2 separate regions of the Homo sapiens genome follow, and region 1 is linked to region 2. The links are chromatin loops, found by intact Hi-C in ENCODE. Cell type or tissue: K562. All regions are shown on one strand. Links, peaks and the distances in the headings refer to the core of each region. The heading gives the core; the rest is flanking DNA.

Region 1 (5,393 bases), core at 337-5,336, 76 kb after region 2:
ATTTAAGGACATTCAAATATTTTAAGTATTAAATAGGATTCTTCTAAGAATACTCATAGAACTCAATAATTTTATCAAATATTGCTATCTTCTGCTTTATACAATGTTCAGTTGCCAGATTTAACACGACACTTTTCATTAACCATAATATTTTAAGAACTGTTTATGAGAACAGATTACTGAATGATTGCGTGGACATCAGAGCAAATTCCAGCCACTTAAGTAACAGAATATGGAAATTTACATGAACCCCAGAGGACCAAGTATAATTGCGGCAGTGGAGGGAGAGAATGAAAGAAAGTTCATCATGCCAAGATCAAGGTTAGCTGCACATTTACATGACTTATTTCAATTCACCCAACATCAAGCAAACACACACAAAAACAAAACACTTCAGATTATTTTCTTGGAAGTAATAAAGGTCTAACACTGTTAAAACAGATACTTTAAAACATAAGACCTATGACTGTATAAAATACCCCCAAATTTCTGGTTTGTGAGAATAGCTTACCAAATCCGAAAGCACTGGAACCTCCAATGCTCTGTGATGCCTGAACACTTGTAGATGTGTATAGTCCTGTCACCAGCAAGCCGTCAAAAAAGGTGCTTGTTGAAATTGTCACTGAAATGTAAGAAAGAAAAAAAAAACTCTCAATACAGTCAGAATAACACAATATATTTCTGAAGTGTTAGACATTGTCAAAACAATCTTTACTCATTAACAAATTATTTTTATACTATACCTAGTTGGTATTTTTTGTATGAGAAATTACAGAGGAGAATAAAGAAGCTCGGAACTCCAGTGTCTACAATTGCTGGTCCTAAATTTAGAACATCAGTCCTACCTTTCTGCATTCATTTACACATTTCTTATGTGAACAATCATCTGAAAATAATGTAATATTGAATAGATGGTTTCCCCACCTCCACTACCACCCCTGAAGGCAGTCAAAGGCATTGCTGGAGTTTTGGCATTATGATAAAATGCTTTTTTTTTTTTTTAAGTCTTTCATACTGTGGGAAACAACTATACATCAGCTGAAAGAAGAACAGTAAGATGAACCACATTTCTTATTGTGAGTCCATATTTCAAAGATGAGTTCCCTGAAGTTTTCCAACAAAAGCCGACTAATTTGCATGAAGACAGCCAGACTTTTTCCTCTCGTGAAGAAGAAAGGAAGATCACTGCATGCTTTAAGTTTGAGAACAAAGTCTGGAAGAGGAGTGGTTTTATAACCATAAAATCAGGACGTTGCTGGGAAGAAAAGGGTAAAATTAAATATATACGTATGCTACTCAGGCTTGGCTTCTTCAAATTTTATCTTGCTCACCACCCTAAAACCTGACCATAATTTCCTGCTTGACGTAACATTTTCTCCTGCATAGGTTTTATAAGATTGAGATGATGCCATTTGTAGGAAGCAACCAAGGGAAGGTAATAATATTATTTAGGTAGTGCACAGTACAAGGCTGTCATCATCCTTGGTGGCAATAAGGAGAATGACCAGAGTCACATTAACTTTAATGAGAATGTTTAAATTAAACTCCAGAAAATCCGGTGAACAGAGCTAAATGGTCTGAAACATCCATATTACAAAGCATAAAACAAGACACATATCAATAGAATAGCCTGACATCATGCTACTCCCATAATGGCATGGGGGATTGGAACAAACCACCTTCTCATCCTTTAACAAGAAATAATAGCTAATATTTTTTAGTGCTGGCACATCAACCACTTAGTTGGGCACTGAGGTAAGTAGTTTACATATATTATCTCATTCAATTGTCAAAACATACCTATAAGAGGGATACTATTATTATTTCCAGCATACAAAAGAAGAATGTGTAGAACAGAGCCATTAAGAACCTGGCCCAGGACCATCTGATATCATCTAAAATGTTTTGATGCTGTCTACATGGGTTATTTCCTGTTTCTTCTTTGCTCCCCTCAGATCCCAAAGTGGCAAAGTAACCATGGCCAAACTCCATCAAGGCAGGCATCTCAAGTATTTCGTTCACTGATATATCTCGAGTGTCTAGAATAATTTATGGTACTCTTAGGTGCTCAATATTTAGTGAATTATTAATGAATAACTTATTCATATAAAAGTAGTGCAAGGTTGTTTTATCTTTAGCTTGTTTCCAGAGGAAAAGTATGTTATGAATCCTAGACTTTATACATCAGATGAGCCCCACTTGGAAAAGCCACATGGAAAAAAAGAAGACAGAGAAAAGTTGGCTATTTAAATATGTAAAATGCTTTCCAGAGTGCAAGACAGATCAATGCAGAGAGAAACTGACTAAAAGACCAGCCAAAGACATTTTTTAAAAGGCGTAAGTATGCATAAATTTTATCAGATGCTGTATGCTTACACGAATCATCTAAAGAAAAAAATACTTGTTTGAAATGAATTGATTATAATCTGCTTGCTAGAGTTCAGAATTTTTTAGGAAAAAATGATATTTGCCTTTGGAAAAACGCTACTCTTTTGACAGTGGAATAAGCATTCCTTTTCCTCGTTTAAGCAGATGTGATGCATAATCCATATGTGAACTGATAATCGGTCTTTTTTTTTTTTTTTTTTTTTTTAGAAAGAGGAGGAAATGTTGCCCAGACTCTCATGGGATTTAAGGCATATCTTTCTGGTTACCAGGCTTCCACTTCTTCAAGAAGATAATGGGTCCAATCTCTGTGTGTAAAAACCACTGGACACAGTGTGAATTCTCTTAACATGCAGACCATTTCAGAATGTCTGCAGCCCACATGTTTTCACTGACTGGAACACTGGTGGTGAACCCATGAGCAGTATAAAGGAGCATACTGAAAACTTCACACCAAGGAACTTCGACTTTGAATCTATGTCAGGAACACCCTTCTCTCCATCCCCTTTCTTTCTCTTTCACAGAAAGGCTTCCACTTATCTCTACTTGCAGCCCTCGGTTAATCTGCCCAAGTTTCCTGTGACATCGGCCCCTGCAGTTTTTGGTTTTCACATGGGGCCCTCTCCCCCAACCTAAAAGGGAGAACCCTTTAGTGTCTGCCTCATTCCTTTCTACCAAGCTATGTGACTCCACACGCGCACCAGCTCTAATCTTTCCTCTGTGCCCTGACGACTTTCTTTCCTCTAATTTCACTTGACTCACTTTTCAAGCACTATTTTAGCCTCTCTAGTCTTAACTCATCGCTTACATCCACAACCTGGTGCCATCCAGGCAATTGGAATGGTTCTTGAAAGCGGAAAAGTGATTTATGACAAGTTAAAGGGAAAATTTACCATACACAGAAATAATATGGGACATGATTTTAAAAACTGAGGTTCACACTTGTGAATGTAAAATTATTTAAATATGTATATGAACTAGAAGGAAACTTATAACTTTCAGGTCACCAATTTGGCCCATTGATGAAGCTGTTTAAAGACAGAGATAAAACTGCTGTCTACTATTTAAAATAAACAAGCTCTCCATGAATCATAGGATTATCCATGTGTGTAGATCTAGATATACTCATTTGAAGAATGTGAAATACACTAATTCCCACTACAGACATTTTTGCAGTTTTCTGATACTCTGATTCAGAATGTTATGGTTCCAAGCTGCATAGTTTAAAACGTTCCATAGTGATTGTCACTTTAAAATGTTTCCTTTAAAAATATTTATTTATAAAGTAGACTTGCATAAGTAGAAGTTGTAGGTAAAAGACATAAATTTGGGTATATTAGGATGGGGATAATTGGACAAATTTTTTATATTCGAACTACTTTTAAGAAAAGTAACTATTGGGCTATATGTGTCTAACTGATATCTAACTCAGACCTGTTAATAAGCAAATCCTTCATGCCCTTTCCAAGATTATCAGTCAAATGATCTAATTAATGTTAAAATGGGTAACAAATAATATTTTCCATGTCAATTCACTTTCAAATTAGCATATTATGTACTATGAACAATTGCCAAGTCTAAGTAGTGGGTATACACATGTTTGTTGTACCAGTCTTTGGTTTTTTTTTTTGTTTTTTTTTTTTTTGAGAGAGTCTCGCTCTCTTACCCAGGCTGGAGTGCAGTGGCACAATCTCAGCTCACTGCAGCCTCCACCTCCTGGGTTCAAGTCATTCTCGTGCCTCAGCCTCCTGGGTATCTGTGACTATAGGGGTGTGCCACCATGTGTGGCTAATGAATGTATTTTTAGTAGAGACAGGGTTTCACCATGTTGACCAGGCTGGTCTTGAACTCCTGGCCTCAAGTGATCCACCTGCCTCAGCCTCCCAAAATGCTGGGATTACAGGCATGAGCCACCATACCCACCTGTTGTACTAGTCTTTTAACTTTCATTTTAGAAAACATTTATATTAAAAAGTTGGTGAGGAGAAGAAGAAATCTGTGGTAAATGCACTTCCAGTGAGTAAACTAAGCCAAATAGTAAAATGTACTAGAAGGTACGTAATGCATTCAGACTTAAAGAATGAAGCAAGGTGTATGATTGATTGAGACAGAAAACTAAGCAACTTCTATGAGCTAAGACTTGTGTAAGCACTGTAATTTGGGTTTTATTAACTAGACGGGCAGAGATATTTAGAAATAGTTCTCCCTTGACAAAAATGTTTATAAACTCCATCTGACATCCTGTCAATTCTAGCTATTTTATACAAATTAAAATAGATCACCACTATGGGATAACACCCACAAGTTATCCATATCAGACACCAAAGGTTTACATAAAATCATTAAATAATAATCTAGTGAGCTTAAATAGGTAAACTCCTATTTAAACAATCCATTCTCCCATATATTCAGTCTTTATTCATGGCTTTACAAATTTTTATGGTCAAATTTGTAAAATTCTTTCCCAAGGGACTTCTTCCCTCTTGGAGTCAATTTTTATATCTTTCATAGTTTTGCATTAAAATGTCAAGAGAACTGGCTACTTTATTACAGAGGAAAATATCAATATTATCGATTTCATACAGAATTCTGAACTTGCCAGTCCATTTTAAGGGGGAAATAAAGCATGTATATTATTATCTATAATTAGAAAGCAAATGCATCTTAGATCACATAATTCCCTTGTTCAATCAACATCTCTAGCTTCCTAATGTCCATAGATTAAAACCCTAAATCTTCAATGTGGTTTCAAAGACCTTTGGGTTGTGGCCATAACTAGTCCCTCCAGTCAAATTTCTCCATTTCAGCTGAAAACATCTGATTAAAGGATGTTAACTGGATTAAACAGTTAAACCAGAACACGTTCTATACTTCTCTGCCTCCTGGCCTCTGCTCTTACCTAGAATGACCCCTTGCCAGGTTACCTTTTGTTAAGGTATTCAGGTGCAGGTTCAAATGTCATCTCTCTCATGCAGTCTGTTCTGACCTCCTGGGGAAATTCACCTCTC
Region 2 (5,393 bases), core at 180-5,179:
TACAAAATGTTTTTCTTTTGCATATTGTGTACAAACATCTTAAAAAAGAATCATAACTTTGCTGTAATTTCTGTACCAACAATCAATATCACTCTGTAAAGCCATGATTCCTTTAATAAAGTATGGATGTTTTAAAATCATTGTCATACAAACCTTGGGTATCTAGACAACAAATATCAAATATTTGTCTTCTTTGTCAAAGTTGTGGTTGAAGGATAGGAATCAATAGCAGAGTTTCCTTTATCCACATTATACTTCAGCAAGATTTGACTCACAATGTCTTTAATTAGTTTAAAGTTGCCCCCACACTCTCTTTTAAGACAGTGACATACATTTCTGTTCCTTCCAGGATGTCATTTTCCTTGACAAGTCCTCAGTTATTTTAAGTTTGTGACTAAACCTTGTGTGAACCCCGTTTTCCCCCAGGAATACTTTTCTGTGCTTTTAATGTGCACTCTTTGAGTCTTCAAAACGGTAACTAGAAGTTCTATGATCCCCCATCTCTACAAGAAAATGTACATATGTTCATAAAAATGTAGGCTACTCGCTTCCAAGAAACACAATGAATATTTTATTACCAAAAATAACCCACCTATTGATAACATTACACATTCATGTTGGGTCAATTCTATATTTCATAGATGAAAGATGTGGATTACTCAAATCTCTTTAGTTTATAATTTGCCATGGTTAGTGTTAAAGTGGGTTCAACAAGCCTTGGTCTATTTTTCATGGGTTTCAAGAACTAAGACATCTGTGGATAGGGTATTACCAAACAAAGGGCAAGTACATTAAAATTATGATTTTTTTATGTGAAAAATATAACCCCATATATAAAAATGATACAATTGTAAAAGAAATATTTTATTATTTCAAACACTTTCACAAAGCTTGGTACGATATTTTTTCAGGAAGTTTAGCAAAGTTATCACCTTATGTCTACATAAGAAGTGTAAGCTAAGAATGGCACAAATATCTAAGATGATTTCCATTTCCTTTCCTTTTCATCATTTGCTCTTTCTTTAAAAGGGATATCTAAAGGCTTCCATCAGTTAATAAAAAAAAAAAACACAGACTGTTCTGAAAATGTAGTTTGGAAAGTTAGTGTTATATTGTAAATGAAAAAGAAAAAATGAATTATAGAATTCCTTTTTATCCCTCTTTAATCTGTTAATTCAAATATGAATAACTGTCTACTTACAGAATTTGGCTTGTCTATTATTTTCTTTCTTTCCTAGGTCAATGTACTCAGACATTTCAACAAAGCCAAACATGATTTCATATGCTGAAAAGTAATCATAGAATTTCCTAAAAACACCCTTATTGCAGCTTATCTGTGAAGTACCAGCCTGATGAAAATAGGTATGAAAACAATAGCTCTTAAGTAGAGTAATGCTACAAGATATTGAATAGTACGTGCACACACACTAGCACATATACACTGTGTATATTTACTTTTCAAAGCACTGATTTGATTATTTGGTTTCAGATTTAAGTTTAAGAAGCCAAAAAGCACTAAAACCTTTTAAAAGTCATTCTGGAATTGTGTATCTATGGACTTAAGTTAGAAATGGAAGAGAAACTACCTATTTCCACACCTCTAGTTAGTTCTATAAATAGAGCCAATTCTAAGTCAACTTGATTCTTTCCTTACTCAGTGCACTTAAAAGATGAGATGTCTTGATGCTGCCTCCCCATTCCTCTCCCAGAACTACCATTTACTGAATGCCTCTCTGTGCCACGTTTAGAGAGGCAGGAGAGGGGAAAAGTTGACAGCATAGAAACCCTGTCTGCCTATGTTTAGAACCTTGCTCACTGCCAAGGAGTTGTGGAATCTTGGGCAGGTTACTCTATCATTCTATTCCTCAGTTTCCTTTCCAGGAAAATGAGGATGATAATAATAGGGTAGCTGTGAAGAGTAAGTGAGTGTACGGCACACAGTGTTGTACATGTTGGCTATTATTATCATTCCCATTTTAAAGATAAAGGAACCAAGACTCAGGAAATTTTTTTTTTTTAGGAGACAGGGTCTTGCTCTGTCACCTAGGCTCAGGTGCACTGGTATGATCACAGCTCACTGCAGCCTCAACTTTCCAGGCTCAAGCAATCCTCCCACCTCAGCCTCCTGAGTAGCTGGAATTACAGGCACACACCACTACGCCCAGTAAGACTCAGTAGATTTAAGTGACTTGCCAAGGATAATAGGACTAGTGAGTGGCATCTGAACACAGGTTCCACTACATTGTCTGCTGGCTTCCTCCCCACATCCCTAAATAGTAGTACATTAGTTCTGGGAAGACATGTGTCCTGATCCAATAGAAACCCTGTCCAAATCCAGTTATAGAATGCAAACCATCTGAGAATAAACAGGAAGAGAGCCCTTCCTATAAGGCACAAGCTTAGGCTCTCTGTCTTTTTCTCCAAATGCCTAAATTTTTCATCAGTTATTATATACCCTTTGTCCTCTTGGTAGACACATCTCTGAGTTAGATACAGATATGAGTGAGACATTTCTAAGTCAAATGCTGTTCTCCCAAGGGGCAAAGCCATCCAGTTATACTTGGGTCTGTGTGACCACTGAGTTTGACAATACAGCATCCTTTTCAAAGAGCTGTGCAGACTCTGCCCTGCCTGTCTGTAATGGAAGCTCTCTGATCTGCTGGCCCAAAGCTTATCTCTGCTGCCTTCTCTCCTAACACTGCATACTCTCCCTCCCTGCTTAACAGCTGCATGGTGGTAGATAATCACTTCGCACTGCCTGCCCCCAGCCTCTCCTCAAACTAACGGCAACATGCTGGCTACCTGTCCAGAAATATATTCTGCCTCACCACCTGGTGCCTGCTCCTGTGACCTGCTCTCTTGTGTGTTTAATTCACAACCCAACTTCCAGTTTAGGAGTCAGATTTTACACATATGCAGGCCACAGAAAATCAAAAAGGAAGAGGCTTTACAGATACAAATCCAAGCCATGTAGGAGACTAAAAAGAGTCTCAACAAAGCTTTCTTTAAAACAAAACCAAAATAAAACTATCACCAGGTCCTAAAAGCTACCTCCAATATTCTCAAGCCTGTCTTTTCTCTCTCTCCTCAATGCCAAAGAAATGCCCAGTTGACCTATCTGGGAAGTTTACTACAATATCAAAATTACTACTCAGCACCATGATTCAGACTTCTGCCTACCCTAATGCTCAAAAAAGAGAGAAAGAGAGAAGATTCTGGACAAACTAATAACAGCTAACATTTGCTGAGTATTTAATGATGCAGGCAAAGTTCTGAGTGTTTTACAAAGATTAACACATTTTTTCATTAAAAACCCTAAGAAGTGTTATTATTATTCCTATTTTATACAAGTTTAAAGGGGTTAAGTAAGTTGTCCATATCACTAGTGACTTCAGTGACTACTAGTCACATGGGATTCAGCCCTGTCAATTTTTAGTGGTGTGATCTTGAACAAGTTACTTAAACTCTCTAAGTCCCAGGATCATTATTTTGTTATAGATAGATAATAAGATCTACTCAATAGAACTGTGGGAATGATTAAGTAAAACAATTCATATTGTGAGGATTAAATGCTAAATTTCATGTAAAGTGATTAGGATAATGTTCATTAAATGTTGAAATTTTATTTGCAGAATTAAAGAATATATCTCAGTCCCCTCTGTTTCTACTGCACTCAAATAAAGTGTCCATTTAAATAGGTAAATGAGCTGGAGATCACTCATGCTGAGCATGAAACCCCAGCCAAAGTAAGGAACAAGAGGCAATGATAACCCTTGTCTAACTCCAGAAACGCTCTGCATGTAGAAACAGGATCTGATTATTTTAACTGTACATCCAGACTGGCTAAACTAAAAGAATTATCCATAGCAATGTTTTGTCTAAATAACCTGTGATTGCTGCCATATAGAAACAGCTCCAGGTAGAACCGTTTTATCAAAAAAAAATTTTTTTTTTTTTGCTAAAATTAATGTTCCCATGGTCTTCACTCTCATCCTCTTTTTTTTATTGTTGTTGTTGAGATTGAGTCACCCAGGCTGGAGTGCAGTGGTACAATCTTGGCTCACTGCAACCTCTGCTTCCTGGGTTCAAGTGATTCTCAGGCCTCAGTCACCTGAAATATAGGCATGCGTCACCACGCCTGGCTAATTTTTGTATTTTTAGAAAAGACAGCATTTGCCATGTTGGCCAGGTGGGTCTCGAACTCCTAACCTCAAGTGATACACCCACCTTGGCCTCCCAAAGTGCTGGGATTACAGGCACGAGCCAAGGCACCCGACCCACTCTCAACATTGTGGTTGACCACTGTAGCCCATACTGGCTGCTGTCATATCTGTAAAGTGATCTGTCACCCATTTAGTTCATGACAGTGTTCTCAATCTATTTTTCAACATCATCCATCTAAAAAGCCTTTTTAGACATTCTCCTAATTTTCCCCATGTAATTTTTTTAATGATGTAATATCATTAAAGTCTCAGGATACAAAATCAATGTGCAAAAATCACAAGCATTCCTGTATACCAATAATAGGCAAACAGCCAAATCGGAGTAAACTCTCATTCACAATTGCCACAAAGAGAATAAAATGCCTAGGAATACAACTTACAAGGGACGTGAAGGACCTCTTCAAGGAGAACTACTCAAGAAACGACTGCTCAAGAAAATAAGAGAGGACACAAACAAATGGAAAAACATTCCACGCTCATGGATAGAAAGAATCAATATCGTGAAAATAGCCACACTGCCCAAACATTCCATGCTCATGGATAGGAAAGATTCAATATTGTGGAAATGGCCATACTGCTCAAAGTAATTTATAGATTCAAATCTATTCCCATTGAGCTGCCATTGACTTTCTCCACAGAATTAGAAAGAAACTATTTTAAATTTCATATGGAACAAAAAAAGAGCCCATATAGCCAAGACAATCCTAAGCAAAAAGAATGAAGCTGGAGGCATCATGCTACCTGACTTCAAACTATACTACAAGGCTACGGTAACAAAAACAGCATGGTACTGGTATGAAAACAGATATACAGACCAATGGAACACAGCAGAGGCCTCAGAAATAATGCCACACATCTACAACCACCTGATCTTTGACAAACCTGACAGAAACAATGGGGAAATGATTCCCTACTTAATAAATGATGTTGGGAAAACTGGCTAGCCATACGCAGAAAACTGAAACTGGACCCCTTCCTTACACTTTATACAAAAATTAACTCAAGATGGATTAAAAACTTAAATGTAAGACCTAAAACCATAAAAATCCTAGAAGAAAACTTTGGCAATACCATTCAGGACATAGGCGTGGGCAAAGACTTCATGACTAAAACACCAAAAGCAACGGCAACAAAAGCCAAAATTGACAAATGGGATCTAATAAAACTAAA

Evidence for each region. Hi-C counts contacts between places; a loop is a spot of excess contacts. Peaks named below come from ENCODE experiments on the same cell type or tissue, not always from the same donor. Only the 100,000 strongest peaks of a DNase experiment are listed, where the experiment ranks them.
Region 1: it touches region 2 in a loop (4-fold over the local background); 1 of 110 quality-filtered maps calls a loop at or near these places.

Annotation. Positions count from the first base shown.
Region 1 is chr7:103,916,564-103,921,956 of GRCh38, forward strand. It overlaps RELN (reelin), which reads right to left. Exons shown (of 65, transcript NM_005045.4): 2 at 512-622. Among named protein-coding and RNA genes, the nearest start is that of RELN, 70 kb to the right of the region's middle. In K562, for the core only: no CTCF peak of the experiment used is centred there; a DNase peak (open chromatin) is centred at 2,958; H3K4me3 peaks cover 197 bases.
Region 2 is chr7:103,841,203-103,846,595 of GRCh38, forward strand. All of the region lies in intron 2 of RELN (reelin), which reads right to left. Among named protein-coding and RNA genes, the nearest start is that of RELN, 150 kb to the right of the region's middle. In K562, for the core only: no CTCF peak of the experiment used is centred there; a DNase peak (open chromatin) is centred at 2,709.